Regions from separate parts of the Mus musculus genome. Here region 1 is linked to region 2. The links are chromatin loops, found by intact Hi-C in ENCODE. Cell type or tissue: gastrocnemius. All regions are shown on one strand. Links, peaks and the distances in the headings refer to the core of each region. The heading gives the core; the rest is flanking DNA.

The links. Hi-C counts contacts between places; a loop is a spot of excess contacts. Peaks named below come from ENCODE experiments on the same cell type or tissue, not always from the same donor. Only the 100,000 strongest peaks of a DNase experiment are listed, where the experiment ranks them.
Region 1: a loop joins it to region 2, with 2.4 times the contacts of the local background. A loop is called at or near these places in 4 of 42 quality-filtered maps.

What each region holds. Positions count from the first base shown.
Region 1 is chr14:120,830,532-120,839,160 of GRCm38, forward strand. No RefSeq gene overlaps it. Among named protein-coding and RNA genes, the nearest start is that of Gm33173, 13 kb to the right of the region's middle. In gastrocnemius, for the core only: a CTCF peak has its summit at 5,404 (motif pointing right); DNase peaks (open chromatin) are centred at 1,474, 1,978, 3,711, 5,138 and 1 more place; H3K4me3 peaks cover 733 bases; H3K27ac peaks cover 1,416 bases.
Region 2 is chr14:121,275,294-121,283,922 of GRCm38, forward strand. It overlaps Farp1 (FERM, RhoGEF (Arhgef) and pleckstrin domain protein 1 (chondrocyte-derived)), which reads left to right. Exons shown (of 27, transcript NM_134082.3): 20 at 82-150; 21 at 293-382; 22 at 944-1,026; 23 at 1,100-1,212; 24 at 1,606-1,772; 25 at 4,543-4,650; 26 at 5,527-5,678; 27 at 7,017-8,433. The coding sequence ends at 7,098. Among named protein-coding and RNA genes, the nearest start is that of B930095G15Rik, 31 kb to the left of the region's middle. In gastrocnemius, for the core only: a CTCF peak has its summit at 3,985 (motif pointing right); DNase peaks (open chromatin) are centred at 923, 1,176, 2,363, 3,993 and 1 more place; H3K27ac peaks cover 338 bases.

The DNA.
Region 1 (8,629 bases), core at 504-8,503, 440 kb before region 2:
GGCTGGGCGGGGCAACGCTCCAGAGCTGGTTCTCTATGATAGGCGGGGGCGGGGCTACGCTACAGAGCTGGTTCTCTATGATAGGCTGGGCGGGGCAACGCTCCAGAGCTGGTTCTCTATGATAGGCGGGGGCGGGGCGATGCTACAGAGCTGGTTCTCTATGATAGGCAGGGGCGGGGCAACGCTCCAGAGCTGGTTCTCTATGATAGGCGGAGGCGGGGCAACGCTACAGAGCTGGTTCTCTCGACGTTCATGCGTACTGGGAATGGAGCCATAGCACCATGCCTGCACAACACACACTTTTGCACACTGGGCTATCTCACTGTCCACCCCCCCCCCAAGACATCTCATTCCCCCCCACTAAGCTATCTCACTGCCCCCCTTACTGAGTTATCTATCTCACTGTTTCCCCCACTGAGCTATCTCACTGTCCCCACTGAGACATCTCACTATCCCCACTGAGTCATCTCACTGCCCCCCACTCAGCTATCTTAATGTCCCCCCACTGAGCTATCTCATTGTCCCCCCACTTGGCATTTATAATTGGACCAAGTTTTAGGCATCCCCAGAAGTTTTATTACACTGATTATTTCAGTGCAAATCAGGACAAAGTATTGACACCTCTCAGGTTGTTTAATTAAACTATGATTATTTTAAATGAACAACCGATAGTCTCTCTACAATGTGCCATTCTTCTAGGTAACGAGGACAGTGTTGATCATCAACAGCAGACAGCACATGGGACTTGCTAGTGGTGTTCAGAGCGGGCAGCTTTCTCCCAGCAATGCTAACCCAAGGTCGAGTTCACTAATTAGCCACTGAGGTACACTTTGCTACAATATCGATTCCAGGCCTTTTCCTTCAACAGACACCCAATTAAATTGTCTTGGTCAAAACAGAAGTAATTGAGACTCCCAGAACAGCTGTAAAGATCAGGTGGGGTAGAGAGAATCCCTTTAGCTCAGACAATAAACCCTGCAGCTCAGCACACGGCCTCGGGTCCTGCTACCCCATTCCCCGGCTCTCAGAAGGAAACGTCTCCAAGCTGGTCTTACTCACAGGCTTCACTCCACTGCATATGCAAAACTTGCTAAGAGACTAAGTGTTCTTGTGAAGAAGGAAAAAAAAGGAGGTATGTGAGGTGACAAATATGCTAACTAACTTGGAATCATCATCTCACAACTTGCAGTTTGTCCTGTACATTGTAAGAAAGCTTGGGGGAAATACGCTAGATTAAAAGGGGCATTCATAGTACTGATATTTGACAAAGCCACTTAGATACGCTTTTCTCGAACGAGTCCTAAGGCGTGCCACTTGTTCCTGAACAGTGTGTGTGCATTACAACAATCCAGTTTGACACTCCCTGAGTTCTGTATCTTATTGGTCGGTATTTGTGATTTGTAGCTCAAAGCTTTGTGCATCACAGGTTATGCACACAGCGTCCACGAGAGGGCGATATAGCCTCGCTTTTAAGTCCTACACCGTCAGCGCAAGCGCGGCAAGAGTTCGCGAGCTAGGGGAAATCATTACCAACTTCCTTTCCACGGTGAAGTCAGTGACCCTTCTGTCACTTGGCAAAGCAAGCCAGGCAGCGAGCCTCGAAAGGCCGTCCTTTAAGTTAATGATTTATTGATTTTGCTGCCTGGTTTTGCTTTCACTGAGCCGGAGAGAAGGGGGTTGTCTTTTTAAACGTTCGTAGCTTGTTTGCTAGAATTCTAAACAGAAAGCTAAGCCTTCCTAGTGTGTTGGAATGCTCCATGTATGCAGTGGCTTTGTGGATGCTGACTGAGGACCTGCCCCCTAGCTGTTTAGTTCAATGAGAAGAAAGCAGGAAGACCAGAGATAATATAAGCGACCCAGCTGCCCTAGGGTTGCATTAGACCCAGCCCTTGACCAGAGCCTGGCCTCAACTTCTCAGCGTGGGTTTGCACAAACCACAAGTGAGGCCAGCTGCTCAGAGAATGAGTCAGCCCCCAGAATTCCATATGCAAATAAAGACAGAGCCGTTCCCCCAGACGCCTGGATGAGTTCCTGGAAGATCAGAATGCTTGGCAGTTCCCACTGAAGGTTTGAAGCCGCTGGCTGACTTCTTCTGCACATGAGATCTGACTCCTAGCATCGTTTGCACCCTGGAGACCAGGAAAGACCATACTGCAATGTGCTATGTGTCCATGTCAAGAGGTCTCTGGTTTTGTGCCTTTTTGCCCCATGATAGAAGTTGTTCTGTTTCAGAACAAGTGAGACGTCAAAATAAGAAAAGGGGTGGGTCTCACTGCAGATACTTCAGTCTTTAAGAGAAGAAATGGTTCCCTGTGGTTAGCAAAAGAGCAGAGCTCAGACTACCTCTGTTCAGAGCCTGAAGCACAAAGTTCTCCAGGGAGAAGAGGAGACCACACAGCCAACCCCAGGGTCTTCTTACCTCCTGGAATGGCCACTCTTCTGGATAGCTTTATGTCAACTTGACACACGCCAGAGTCATCTGAGAGGAGGGAACATCAATTAAGAAAATGCCTCCACACTGTAATTGGTAGGGGTGGCCCTAGCCTACAGTGGGTGATGCCATCTCTGGACTGGTGGTCATGGGTTCTATAAGAAAATAGACTGAGCAAGACAGACGAGGCAAACCATGCAGAGCAAACCAGTAAGCAGCACCCATCCGTGGCCTCTACATCAGTTCCTGCCGCCAGGTCCTTCTCCTAAGTCCTGTCCTGATTTTCTACAGTGATCTGGAAGTGTTAAGCTAAATAAGTCCTTCCTTCCCCAGCTTGCTTTTGGTCATGATATTTCATCACAGCAATAGAAACCCTAACTAAAGCAAGTTGGTATCAAGATGGTAGGGTATAGTAGGGTAGAGCTATGACAACCCTGACCATGTTATTTTGGGGAAGATTATGGAAGGACTTTGGAACTTGAGGCTAGAAAAGCCAGAGTGCTCAGTACCTGGTGAGTGTACTGTAGGAGCTTGGAAGATAAGAATGTTAAAAGCAGAACAGAAGATGGGGCCTAGGGGGGCGGAGATACGGCTCAGTGGTTAAGACTCTTCTTCTAGAGGTCCTGAGTTCAATTCCCAGCAACCACAAGGTGGCTCGAAATCACCTGTAATGGGATCCATTGCCCTCCTCTGGGGAGCATGAAGATGGTATACTCATAAATATTTTTTTTTTAAAGATGAGGCCTGTCTTGTGAAGTTTCAGAGGGAAGTTTAAAAACTATCGGGACCATTTGCTATTTTGATTTGAGATTTCATGAGTCTGGTTAGCTGGGGCCCAAGAATCAGCTGTGTTTAACACGATAGTAGAACTACTAACGTGAAACCTTTGCTTTGTTGGGATACTGGATACTGGCCAGCCGGAGCTGAGAAATTATCAGTGATTAAGAGGTTGAGGTTAACTCTTATGGGAAGTGTTTCCTGAGAGTCAGCACACAGAAGCTGTGTTCCAGAGGCAGCCAAGTTTGTACCTCATGCTGGCATCTGAACTTGGTAGTATAAGAGTCATCCAGATGGTACCAGTTTTGAAGTCAGGAAGGGGCCATGGAAAACAGCTGAGGCTTGGCACTGTGAGAGGCCAGGAGAGGCCACCGGGGAAGGTGCAGCCTTGGTGGCAGTTGAAGTCCTAGGACTGAAGGGACCAGGAAAGAGAAGGTGAGGCTTGGCACCGTGAAGAGAGTCAATGAAAAGCTACTGATGAGAGCAGAAACCCCCCGGCCTTTTGGAAATGGCAGTACCATGGATGACCACCAAGAATAGCAGCTGCTGTGCAGTGGAGCCAGCGAGGCCTGGAAGACAAGCTGTGTGTGCTTCAGAGCCAGAGAATGACCCACGCCCCTTGGAGGAGCCCAGAAGACCATGAGTGGAGCTCAGATATTGAATGCTCAGTGATTTACACTTTTGGGAGTTTGCTTTTGCTTTGATTTCGTTGTGACTTTTCTCTGGTTCTTCTCTCTCGAAGTAAGAAAATATTTAACTTTATTTTATTTTACAGGAACGCGTAGTTTGAGGCACTTTGAATTTTTAACGTGATTGAGTTTGTAAAAACTGCGAGGTTTTTTTTAAAGTTATTTGTATTTTTAATGTGAGACCGTGGGGATGAATGAGAAAGGAAAGTGATGTCTGTGTCAGGTTGACAAGGAGTCAGTTGTGCTGGACAGTTTAATGTCAACTTGACACAAGCTAAAATCACTGAGAGGAGGAACCCGCTCTCTTCAGTGGTTATCTTAATTAGGGTTTCATGGCTATGAAGGGACAACATGATCAAAGCAATTCTTATAAAAGAAAGCAGTTAATTGGAGCTGGCTTACAGTTTCAGAGGTTCAGTCCATGGTGATGTGCAGGCAGACACGGTGCTGGGGGAGCTGAGAATTCTACAACTTGACTGAAAGGCAGCAGGAGACATTTTCACACTGGCCAGACTTGAGCATATGTAAAGCCCCACCTCCATAGTGATACACTTCCTCTCACAAGGCCACACCTCCTCCAATAAGGCCACACCTCTTAACCGTATCGTTCCCTTGGATCAAGCATATTCAAACCACCACAGTGGTTGATGGAGGATGGTCCAGTCCATTGTGGGTGGAGCCATCCCTGGGCTGGTGGTCCTGCGTTCTATAAGCAAGCAGGCTGAGCAACCCATGTGGAACTAGCAACCTCTGCATCAGCTCCAGTCTCCAGGGTCCCATTCTATTGGAGTTCCTGTCCTGACTTCCTTCAGTGATAGAATACGGATGTGGAAGTGTGAGGCAGATAAACCCCTTCCTCCCCAGCTTGCGTTTTGACCATGGTGTTTTCTTGCATCGACAGAAATGCTGAGTAATATGGCCACTGAGAACTGAAAGGACTGAGCTGTAAAATGTGTGAGCCTAGGGATGGAGAAAGCAGGGATCCTCATCCTCCCCCAGGGACCACAGTGGCTCTACAGAGGACAGTCAGTATTGAAGCCAGCCTCCCTCTGTCAGACAGGAGTGGGAAGAGCTAGAGGACCTCCTTAATCAGGGTAACCTTCTCACGTGGGGAGCCCTTAGCTCAAACAAGCAAGTGGTTACTGGAGTCTAGCCCAGGTGTCACTGGCCGCACCAACTGCCAAGGGCTATGTTTGCCCAAAGGAGATTCTTTCCTCTCTACCTTGGAAGAGCTCAGAGTTAGCTCTGAAGGCCACATGACAGCCAGAAGGAACCATAGTACTGATTGAACCTTGGCTTTTTTTCCTGCCACCTGCCTGTCCCCGACCACCAGACCCTATAACCCTCTGGGTCCTAAACACTCAGAGAGGGGTAGCCCACAGGAGATACTAGCCTTTCTCCTAGTCGGGAGCATATGATGTTGGCTCAGTTTTAAATTTTCGAGACGTGAAATGATGGTTGTGATTCAGCTTTGGGAATTAAGGACAGCCAGAAAGACACTCAGCCTGCACAGCAGATGGAGCTAAGTCTCTATCTGATGCCAAGCTAAGCCTTAAAGCCTCAGGGAGACATAATGAATAAAAGACCTGCAAATCCCCAAGTCTCTCCCCTGTACTCTCACCAGTCAGGTTTGAGAGCAATAGTCCTGCTTTAAAAAATGCGTCCTTGGGGGCTGGAGAGATGGCTCAGAGGTTAAGAGCACTGACCGCTCTTCCAGAGGTCCTGAGTTCAATTCCCAGCAACCACATGATGGCTCACAGCCATCTGTAATGAGATCTGATGTTCTCTTCTGATGTGTCTGAAGAGAGTGACAGTGTGCTCACATACATAAAATAAATATCTTCTGGCCTCCTTGGGAACACACACACAAACATGCACTTGCATACGAATATACATGCACGTACATGAACACGAGTGCACACACACACTCCATTACCCTCATGCAGACATTCACACATACACTAAAATAAAAATAAAAGGCTGGAGAGACAGCTTAGCAGAGCATATGCTGCTCTTGTAAAGGACCCAAGTTCAGATCCCAGCACCCACTTTAGATGACTGACATCCTCCTATATATAGCTCAGGTCCAGGGGATCCAGTGCCTTCTGGCCTCCATGAGCACTGCACTGCATTCACACGCACAACCCACACACCCCTCCATATACCACACATACACACACACACACACACACACACGAATATACCTACATATACATGCATACCTCTACACACACACCCCTCCATACACACACCCCCCCACACACACACATATATTCACACCCTACAAACACCCACATCCCTCTACACACATATATTCATACCCTACAAACACATCCCTCCAGACACACACACACACACATACCTCCATACACACAGCCCCACACCACACTCCTCTCACACACACATACACCTCCATACACACACACATACACCTCCATACACATACACAAATGCATGCATACCTCTACATACACACCCCTTACACACACATATGCACATCTTACAAACACCCACATCCCTCCATACACCACACACATACCGCACACACCGAGGGACGTGTGCTTACATATGTATTAATTAAAATAAATCTTCTTTAAAATAAAAATCTTTTAAAAGATTCATTCATACTGTCCCATGATGAGCTAAGCGAAAGTCTAGCCAATTCTGCCATAAAAATCTATCAGGACAAGCCGTGCTAGCGAGCGACTTCCCAGTTCTGCTCTCTGAGATCTTCAGCTAATCATCTGAGCCAAAATTCGCTCCTTTCTGCAAAACCTATGGGGTGGATGTGGGGGCGGGAGGGGGGGGAGTGAGTTGACATATAATTTTCAAGGGCTCTTGCAGCTAAAGAATTCCTATATTCTGACCAAAAATAAGTATCGCATATATGACAAGTTTAAAACACACTTAAACAGAGCTGGGGTGTGGCTTGGTGATAAAGCTTGAGATCAGGCACAAAGCCCTCAAGCTGCACATCACACTGCCTGCATCCGTTATGCACGCAAAGCCCTGTCAGGTGCCGCGGCTGCCAGGGTTCACCCTGTGCTTCAGGAAGAGAGACCTAGTCGTCATTTGTCTATCAGAGAGGATGTGTGCAAACATGGCCATCAGGGGTTTCCTGAGACAGCGAGAGCACTGGGTTTGGAAAGGGGACTTTTTGTCGACAGATGAAGTGGTTCGCACCCTTCCCGAGGCTGCAGCCTGTTAACACAGCTCCTCATGTGGCTGTGACCCCCAACCAGAAAATCATTTTTGTTTCTACTTCATAAACGTAATCTTCCTACTGTTATGGATCGTAATATAAATATCTATGAAAGGGTCGCTCACCCCAAAGGGTTAAGAACAACCGGTCCAGAGGGAGCACAGGGAGAATGTCAGCACCTGGGTGGGTACTGGACGGTAGCTCTAAGTAGGGATTGCCAGCTATTGATCTAGAGGCCATACAAGGCCCACGACTGTGTCTTCAGTTAGCGTAGGACGCTCTTAATTGAAGGCTCACCAAAGTTCCATGTTTTCTTTTTTAAAGCCACATTTTCAACTCTGCATGTGTGTTTCGAGAGTCGAGGGATTTGGAATGACTAAAATGAAATGCCTTATTGCTCAAACACTAACGAAAAGGAAAGACTTCTAAGCTGAGGTGGACGGGATGGCCTGACAAGGCGTTCCACCTCCTTGTCTTCATGACCTGTGAGGACATCTGTAGCAAAGAGTACCAAGGTTGCCTGCATTGCTATTGAACAGGTTGATATTCTCCTCACCAGCACATAGTAGGCTCACCCTGGGTTATCCATGGAAACCTAGAGCAATCACAGGTCCTGGGAGGGGCGATGGGGGAGGGACATGGCATAGCATTGCTGGGCTGTTGTCTTTTTTTTTTTTTTTTTTTTTTTTTTTAAGTTATCTTTGGAGCCCTGGATGTTCTGGATCTCACTCTGTAGACCAGGCTGGCCTCAAACTCAGATATCTGCCTGCCTCTGCCTCCCAAGTGCTGGGATTAAAGGTGTAAGCCATCCCAGCCTATTGAAACCTCTAACCGGGGCTGGTGAGATGGCTCAGTTGGTAAGAGCACCCGCCTGCTCTTCCGAAGGTCCGAAGTTCAAATCCCAGCAACCACATGGTGGCTCACAACCACCCGTAATGAGATCTGATGCCCTCTTCTGCTGCGTCTGAAGACAGCTACAGTGTACTTACATATAATAAATAAATAAATCTTTAAAAAAAAAAAAAAAAAAAAGGAAAGAAAGAAACCTCTAAACAAACCAATAACTCAATTCACACAAGAGCTGACGGGGATCGGGGTGGGCTGATTCGGGAAAGACAGGCATTTGAGGCTGCCTAGGTTATAAACCAACTTTCCCTTATTCCAAACCAACAATGAAAACACAGCTTGTTGTAACATACAGACCTTTCCAGAGAGCCTCCTCCCTCAGGGTGCGATAGCTAGAGAGACATACACTACCACAGAGCACCTCTGCTGGAGATGTTGGAGTGCCCACTCTGTTATTCCGTCCAGGGTTTACCAGTTCCTGGCTCCTGGCATTTGCAGTGCTGAGAGACTAGGGTTTATCTTGACAAGAAACAACAGCACGGATATCCAGGTGGCCTTTCCAAATTCCAGAGCCTAGGAAAACTTGGTCAGATTCGCCCCCTTGGTGAGTAGTGGGGAGCACTGTGGCACCGTGGGAGAGCAGAGCAGAGCAAAACGTGTTGGCGATGTCAGCCAGACAGAAGG
Region 2 (8,629 bases), core at 497-8,496:
AGGGTCAGGGCTGAGGCTAGAATCCAGGCGCCGCCCAGACCCTCGCCCTGAGAGTAAACTGAGGTTCTGTCCGCTCTGCAGGAGTTCATCCGCCTGGGCAGCCTCAGCAAGCTCTCCGGGAAGGGGCTTCAGCAGCGCATGTTCTTCCTGGTGAGTGGGGCAAGCCGGTTTGTCCTTGACAGTCCCAGAACCATGTGGAAAATCCTGAGGCTAGCCCTCGTCTACTCCCGTGGGAGGACCTGGGAGGTAAGAAGGACCCATTCGGCCCACACACTTCTGCTTGTACCTCTAGTTCAACGATGTCTTGCTGTATACCAGCCGGGGACTGACGGCATCTAATCAGTTTAAAGTCCACGGACAGCTCCCACTCTATGGCATGACGGTAAGTGTCCAGTACGGGCATTGCCCCTCTGTGAAGAGCAGATCCCCAGGGTCCACAAACAAGGAGGACCCTGGAGACACACTACCTTGTCTGCACATGTAAGGTCCCCGGGTGGTCTTTGTAGAATGCAGGGAGAGTTAACCTGGGCTGTATGGTATGAGCTTGCCTCTCTTGTCTCTTGGCTGGCCCTAGCTGCCTATTCATTGAGGACAAAGCCAATTTTCCTCACCAAGGTAGTTGGTAGGCAGGCCCCACACTGCATCCTGGTCATCAGGTATCCACAGGGCACCTGCCTCTGCACAAGGACCTTATGTCAATCTTTTCACAAGGTGGAGAGGAAGTATATGAGCTGTCAAAAGGACTTAATGCAACATATCCCTTGGCCTTTCTGAGTTCTGCCTTAGAGCGTCCTCCCTGACTATGGAAACGGCTCCTCTGGGGCCTGAGTCCCGCTCTGAATTCTGCCTTTACTGGTGTGGTAGCCAGTTCCCGAGTGCCCACAAAGGCACCAGGTGCCTGGCTTGCTGCCCAGCAGTGACTTGGTAAACTCTCCTTCCACAGATCGAGGAGAGTGAGGAGGAGTGGGGTGTGCCCCACTGCCTGACCCTGCGGGGCCAGCGGCAATCTATCATCGTGGCTGCCAGGTAACTCCTGAACCTGACCTCTGACTGCTTGCCTTTGACTGGCCGTGGTCTGACAAGCCATCTCTGTCCCCAGTTCCCGGTCAGAGATGGAAAAATGGATGGAGGACATCCAGATGGCCATTGACCTGGCAGAGAAAAGCAATGGACCCACCCCCGAGCTCCTTGCCAGCAGCCCCCCTGACAACAGTAAGTGGAGTAGGCGTGTCCAAGGCCAGGGCTACAAGGACTGTCCCCTGAGGGAGAGGCAGGGAGGCCTCCTATGTAGGGATCAGTGTTAAAGGATGAGAGAATGAGAGGGACCACGGTGTCATCTCTTCCAAGCCAACATTGCCCTGTGTTAGCTGATATTCACAGAGAGGGGAAGCAGGCCAGAGGCCCAGTATCTACAGACAGGAAGGATTCTCAGCCAGAGAAGAGGATTCTGGGAAGGTGCTCTACCCTGGAGGTCTCATTAGAATCCTACTCATTGGGCACCCTTGGGGGACCACACTGGGAGTCCCTACCCCACAGCCTTGCCAGCACTGCAGGCTGGTCGTAGGGAAGAGAAACACCAGTGCTGCCCTTGATAACCTTCTGCAGAGTCCCCGGATGAAGCCACAGCGGCTGACCAGGAGTCAGAGGATGACCTGAGTGCCTCTCGGACATCGCTGGAGCGCCAGGCCCCTCACCGTGGCAACACGATGGTGCACGTGTGCTGGCATCGCAGCACCAGTGTCTCCATGGTGGACTTCAGCATTGCTGTGGAGGTAGGAAACGGGGCCTGAGTTAGCTTTCACCTCCAGCCTTTCGCCACTGTGCCCCACCACTGAGAGGGCATTATGTGATCAGCGGGCGCAGAACAGCCAGCCTAAGGGTATAAGGAGCTGGAGCCATCCTACAGCTGGGACAGGGTGGTACCCTCCTTTGTAAATGCAGTGCAGATTCCCTGCCGCCTGAGAGCCTCCTCACTTCCTTTGCTTTCCACATTGTCTTTTTCCATGGAGTTAGCCAAGGGCAAGATTCTGCCCTTGTACAGCAGTGCAGCCCATACTCAACCAATAGCTGCACACACCATGGCAGTTGTGGAATCAGGTACCCAGGGGGTAGCCCGGTCTGAAGGGAGATGAGATGTTTCTAGCAGGGCATAGTTACAGTTCACAGGATATATCCCAAGAAGGGACCCCAGGGCAGGAGTCTCCAGATGGGCTCAGTAGCCCATGCCTGGAAAGTTGCTTTGAAGGTGAGCCTTCCACTGAATTACCGCACACAGCTTCTAGACCTTTCTAAATCCCACTTCAAAGTAGCCTGGCAAACATAGGAACAGCAAAGCTGTCTCCTGTCGCGTTGCCAACAGCACCTGCTGGTGTGAGTCTCCCCAGTCCCCTCTAGTTGTATGGCAGCTTGTGCTTCTTACATCTTCAGTGCCTCCAACTCTGGCCCCATGGGGAGAGGGACTTCTGTGAAAAAGACTCCTTTCATTCTTTAAAATGCACAAAGTTCTAATTCTTGACTTGCCCGGGCCACATAATATCACGTGAAAGACTGAGCCAAGGACAGTAGTAATTTGCTGGTTCTTTGACCCGAAGAGATTGGAGATAGACACACAGGTTCTTTAAGATACATCCCAAGAGTCTTGGAATTGTGTTGTGCAAGTGGCCTTCACAGTTATAGTTTCCTACCACAGCTGTGTCCTGAAGAGATTTTCAAGGGGCCCCAGCCAAGACCCTAGCACTCCCCAACACTCCCTTTCCTGTGAGTGTCTAGCCTTAGTATCCTGTGATCACATTTCTAAGCCCTGCCCAGTGAGAGGCTGCCTGCTTGCTGCCCTTGCTCCATGCCATCCTTCATCTGGGCCTGTGTGTGAGGGCACCCCAGGTGAGGCAGGTCACAGTAGAGAGGGGGACCTGTGCTTGAAAGCAGCGGAGGACCATCCTGGGAGGACCATCCTGGGAGAAGCAGTACTCCCAGACGCAGCGGCTCCACTCTGTGTGGCTGCTGGCCCTGTGATGCTGCCTGGAAGAAGTTCTCTTGGCCTCACTTCCTAGATGCTTCACTTTTAAGACTCTGCCACCCACATGAACCCCATGGGCTCAGCTTTAAGAGGGCAGAGCGCAGTGACAAGAGACCAGCCAGACACTACAAGCTTTGCTGGGGTTCGTGACACAATGACAGACCAGTGATGTCGTTTAGGGAGAGTTCTGAAAGGAGGGCCAGGCAGAAGGGGTCTGACTCATGGACAACAAGGCTTGCCACTACCCAGAATCTCCTGTCCCCCCTGCAGGCAGGTAGCGGCAGCCGGGTGGGTGGGTGGGTGGTTGAAGCGCTTTGGGTAGAATCCCTTCTCGGCTCACTTTGCCATCTCCCATCACTCTGAGCAGCTGAAGGATGGAACTTGTAGACATGTCCTCCCTCTAGGGCCTTCCTGACATCAGCACTTACAAAATGTAGTAAAGCAGACTTAGAAGTATCTTAAAGCTTTTCTCTCAGCAGAGAGTGGGGTTATATGCATGTGGTAGCCAAGGGGGTGTTGAGTCCCCCCAGAGCCTGAGATACCTAGGCCATTATGATCCCCCAGTGTGGGTGCTGGGAACCCACTTCAGGCTTTCTGCAAGAGCAGAAGGTGCTGCGGGCTGTCCCGTCGGCCTGGGATGCTGAACTGTGAGGTAATAGATACACAATTTGCCAACCTAACAGTTTCCAGTGAACTGCTGGGTGGCATCAAGGAGCCTTCACTACTGTACACCTCCTGCCTCCTTTCCGTGACCTCCAGTCATGTCACTTGGCAGCGGGGTGGAAGGTCAGCTTGTCAAGAGGGTGGACGGAGCTCTCTTCACAATCTGAAGCTGTCAGGTGTGAGGTCTGTGCTGTGTCCCTGCCTTCACTCCACACGGCAAGGATTCATGTTTACAGGAACTGCAGGAACGCAACAAGCATGCCCTGAAGCAGTGGCTGGCAGAGTGGCTTCTGGACCTCTCCACTAGGTGGCAGCATAGAGCCACTCTGGAGGTCTATGCTGATAGACCTAGATCTTCCAGGGAAAAGACCAGAATCCCAGCCTGCCCCCTTCCTTGTAGGGACACTCTGTGTCCTTTCCAGCTCATTGGCTAGCCATCCCTGGTCATGGACGCCCCACGCTAACCTCTGCTTCTGTGTTGGTGCCCTGAATCACTTCCTTAGAACCATACTCACATAGGACCGAGGGCCTTTCCCAGCCCCAGTATGACTGACCACCTTGCTCCTTAATGTTGTCACATTCAAGGGTGATAGTAGTAAGGACTCACACCTGTGTCGGGGCAGGAATTAACTTGTGACAGGAATTCATTCAACTGATGATCTCTCCATGTAAAATGAACAATGTCTGTTGTGGGAAACCCATGCTCACTGCTAGGGACTCCAGACCCACTCACAGAGGCTACCAGTCTCTTGAGATACAGTGAATGCCATGGACCAGTTGTTACCAACTCCCTGGCGTGCCTTTGAACTGTGTTTCTGACCACCTCCTATCTCTCCTACCCCCCCCCCCCACTTGTCTTTCAGAACCAGCTCTCTGGGAACTTGCTGAGAAAGTTCAAGAACAGCAATGGCTGGCAGAAGCTGTGGGTGGTATTCACCAACTTCTGCCTGTTCTTCTACAAATCACACCAGGTAAGTGCCCCTGACACAGGGCAGCTGGCCCTAACCTGAAGTACAGAGCTTGCAACACCTGACAGGTGAAGAATCCAGTGCAGGGGGTGAGGGTGGGGGAATGTAGGGTTCCAGTGGACCAGCCATGTCCACTGGAGAGCTTCCGCTCTAAATGAACACACGACACCCAGTTATTCAAGGATGGCACAAGAGGAGAGGGTGACTCCACGCTGTCCTGTAGGGAGGAGGCGAAAACTCTGCCAACTGAAAAAATAAAAGGCAGGAAAGACATGTCAGCCCAAGTCTTGGGAGTCCCCTCCTGGTGGTGTTGAATTTTAAGAGTAGACGCAGATGCTCTGGGACAAATGGGCAAATGGAAGCTGGAGAACAATGTATAACATCTAAAAGGAAAATACCAGGGTGGGCAAGCTATCCATCCCACAGCTTCCTGGGAGAAAGGAAAAGACAGAGTGGCATGGAAGTCAGCCACACACCTGGGAGGGGAAAGAGCTTTATAAAATGAGAAGGGAGCCTAAAGCACACTTATGCTCGGCCATCACAGTGAAGTCATGAGAAAAAGAATAGTTTGTCCCTTCTGAGTCCAGACTCAGGAAGGCAGAACTTGGTGTGTCCAGGCACTGCACTATGTAGGGGGCAGAGACTGAGGAAGAAACTCATACATGCCCTATCTTAAGGTAAACACACCAGGGGTCTCAGGGGCGGCCTTCTATCCAGATGCCTGACTCGTTCTAATGGACTTGCCCTTAAAGGAGGAGACCACGGCACACTGGCCAAGATTGGCTTCTTCTCGACCAAACTAGTCCAGAGCAGGAGACCTTGACTAGAACAGCAACCCTACCCAACACCACTGACCACTTCCTCTGTACCCTGTTGCAGGACAGTCACCCCCTTGCCAGCCTGCCTCTGCTGGGCTACTCCCTCACCATCCCCTCTGAGTCTGAGAACATCCACAAGGACTATGTGTTCAAGCTGCATTTCAAGTCCCACGTGTACTACTTCAGGGCTGAAAGCGAATACACATTTGAAAGGTAGGTGCCACCGCCCATGTCTGCACAGCCCACCTGCAGGACCATGGTCCCTGTCCTGACATCAGGGCTCGCCTCTCCTGAGTAGTCTGTGTGCATTCTATAGGTCTGCTTCATACTCCCAGCCCCGCAGCGTGGTGTCGTAGAGATGTTAGCTCTTACCATGTAAGGTTAGCTAGCACGTGCCAACGTGCTTGGTCCTCTGCCAGGAAGCTGCAGCAGGGGGAGGTGGGGCACAAGTGGCCATAATGGACCCAAAGGCTGATGCTAGCTAACAACCACACGAAGAAGCAAGCAAGCTGAGTGTCGAAGTGGTTCAGAGTCAGGAAGGAAATAGGCTGCCAGGTTTTCGGCAGTGTTAACTCTTACTTAAAACTGTCCATGAAATTTACATTCCAAGGGGAAAACAGGGCTTTGGGGAAATGTGTCCCATAGTATAAGACAACAACCAAGGTCACTGGACTGTAGTAACAATCAGAGGCCTCAACATGCCAGCCTCCCCTCACCCAGCAGGAACAAGTTCTCTTCTGGCCTTGCTGTTTGTCAGGATGTAGGCTTGTTCCCTCACTGGCATTTCAAGGTCAACAGGCCAACTAGAAACAATCCCTAGCAAATGTCCATGAAACCAGCCAGCAAACCCTAAGCCAAACTGCTTGCAAATGAGCCCAAAAAGTGGCAAGTCTCAGCCCAGATCAGCAGTTCTTAACCTGTGGGTCTTGACCCCTGCACAGGGGGTTGTCAGAAAATTCAGATATTTACAGTATGATTCATAACTACTAAATTAGTTATGAAGTAACAACAGAAATAGGAAAGTTGATAACCAGTGGTCAGGATCCTTAGAGATCTAGAAAAGATCTTTCCAAGGCTTGCAGCCTTGCCACGCCGAATCCCACGAGTAGGCGGTCTTCTTTACCCACACTCAAGACATGTTGGACCAGGTAACTTGGGACAGATTATTCTTGAACGTGTCCCTGAACCCTGGGAGCTGGTACTAGTAACACCCTCAACTGTGACAACTAGCAGTGTGCAGACTCAGCGTGTTCTAGATCCAGTGCTGCCCTGGTTTCTTGCAAATGTACAAGATGGGCCCATCAAGTGGGACGGGATGGTTGTGTAAATGCAACCCTTATAATGCCTTTGGAACTGCTGCCATACGTGAACCGAGCTGATGGTTCCCAAACATTGCTCCTCCAAAATGATTACAGGGACCCTCTGCTTAAGTAACAGGGCATCTTTGACAAGCTCTTGTCTTTCTTCCACTTGTCTTTAGAACTGACAATTGGCACTAATGGGAATGCAAAGTCACGCAGTGCTTATGTTCCTTTGCCCCCGTCATTTTAGGTGGATGGAAGTGATCCGAAGTGCCACCAGCTCAGCCTCTCGGGCCCACATCTTGAGTCACAAAGAATCTCACCTGTACTGACGGCTGGACACGCCCACTGGCTGCGCCAGCCACGGATGCTTTCCTGGAGGATAGAATGAAGCCTAGCAAAATCCACACCTGTGTGAACACGTTGAAGATCTGCAGTGGTTCTTGCCCACATCCCTTCATGGGCCTATCTCCAAACATTGTCTTCCCCATACCAACCTCTTTGGACAGCCTTTCCCTCCAGGCCTAGGGGGTGGGAGGGCGGTGTCTTGCCATTCTCCAGGGGCGCTTTAGTTTGTGCCACTACTGACACATTGTCATCAAGAGTGCCAAACGACAGTCTCGTCCTGCAGCATGGCCAGCGCAGGGCCATACATCCGTTCACCTGCAGACTGCTGTTTCCCAAACGGATTTTTCCAGTGTTCACAACACATGGCGCAGTCTTAAGTAAATGAGATCATTTTGGATTTCATTTTTTTTTCCAATCTTTCTACTTTTATAATAGGACATTCGTAGGACTCAACTTTTCTCAGATAAGCAACTTGTGGAGTACTCCATTCCACCGAAGGGGTGGGCTCCAGCGAGACCCTGGTCGCCACACCTACTTTCTTGGCGGAAGTTGACCAAGCTGTTTGTGATTCCTATTTACAAGATGTAGTGGGGTTGTTTTCTGTGGAGAAGCAGATACCCAGTGCAATACGTGGGCGTCAGCGCCCTGTGCGTGGCGTGTACAGTGGCGGCTCCTAGGCCGTGATGTTTTGCTGTCTGTTTCACAAGCATGAGAAGCTGTATGTCGTTGACTGGGGTCGTCTGTGCTGTTACATGGGGGGCATTGAGTGAGCTTCTCGGGAGAAGCATCGTATGGTAATGGTACGTAGTCCCAGCCCCAGTGATTGGCCCCAATTCCCTGCAAGGCCGTGGTTTGGTTTGAACCTGCACATTCTCTAGTAGTATCTATTGTACCTGTCTCCAAGTCTTTCTCTTTTTATACTCATTCCTTCTGGGCATGGGGTACAGACAGGATGACAGCCCACATCCTGGACAGACTCCTCTGGGGGACCTGGCTGCCAAACACTACCTGAGCCTCCCAGTGGAAAACTGTTTGCCTGTTCTCTAGGGCAGCTGGGTCGCTGTCATTCCCTTCATGCATAGAATCCTCTATAACGCAAGCTGGCCAGGTCTGCAGTCCCCTCTCCCTGTGCCCTATACCCCAGCAAGGGCCTTCTTACCTGAAAACAACCCATCAACATTGAGGGGTCGTGACTAGTGTCAGAGATTCACATGGATAAGGAGTAAGATGTATCAATCATTTGCCTTACAATGTACCAGATGGTTCTAAGTACTAACAAAAGGGAATAAAAATACCTCACACCATGATCCAGCACATACAAGTCTGAGGCAAAACCACCACCTGTGTCTTCTCTTTGTGTGGGGGCACAAGGGCGGTACTGGGTGGATGGGAAGGGACACAGTTTCTGAGGAAATGCAACATTGTAGCACACTGATGAGTGAAGGCAGAAACGCAACATTGTAGCACACTGATGAGTGAAGGCAGGCACAGAGTGAAAAGGGCAGACAGGCCTCG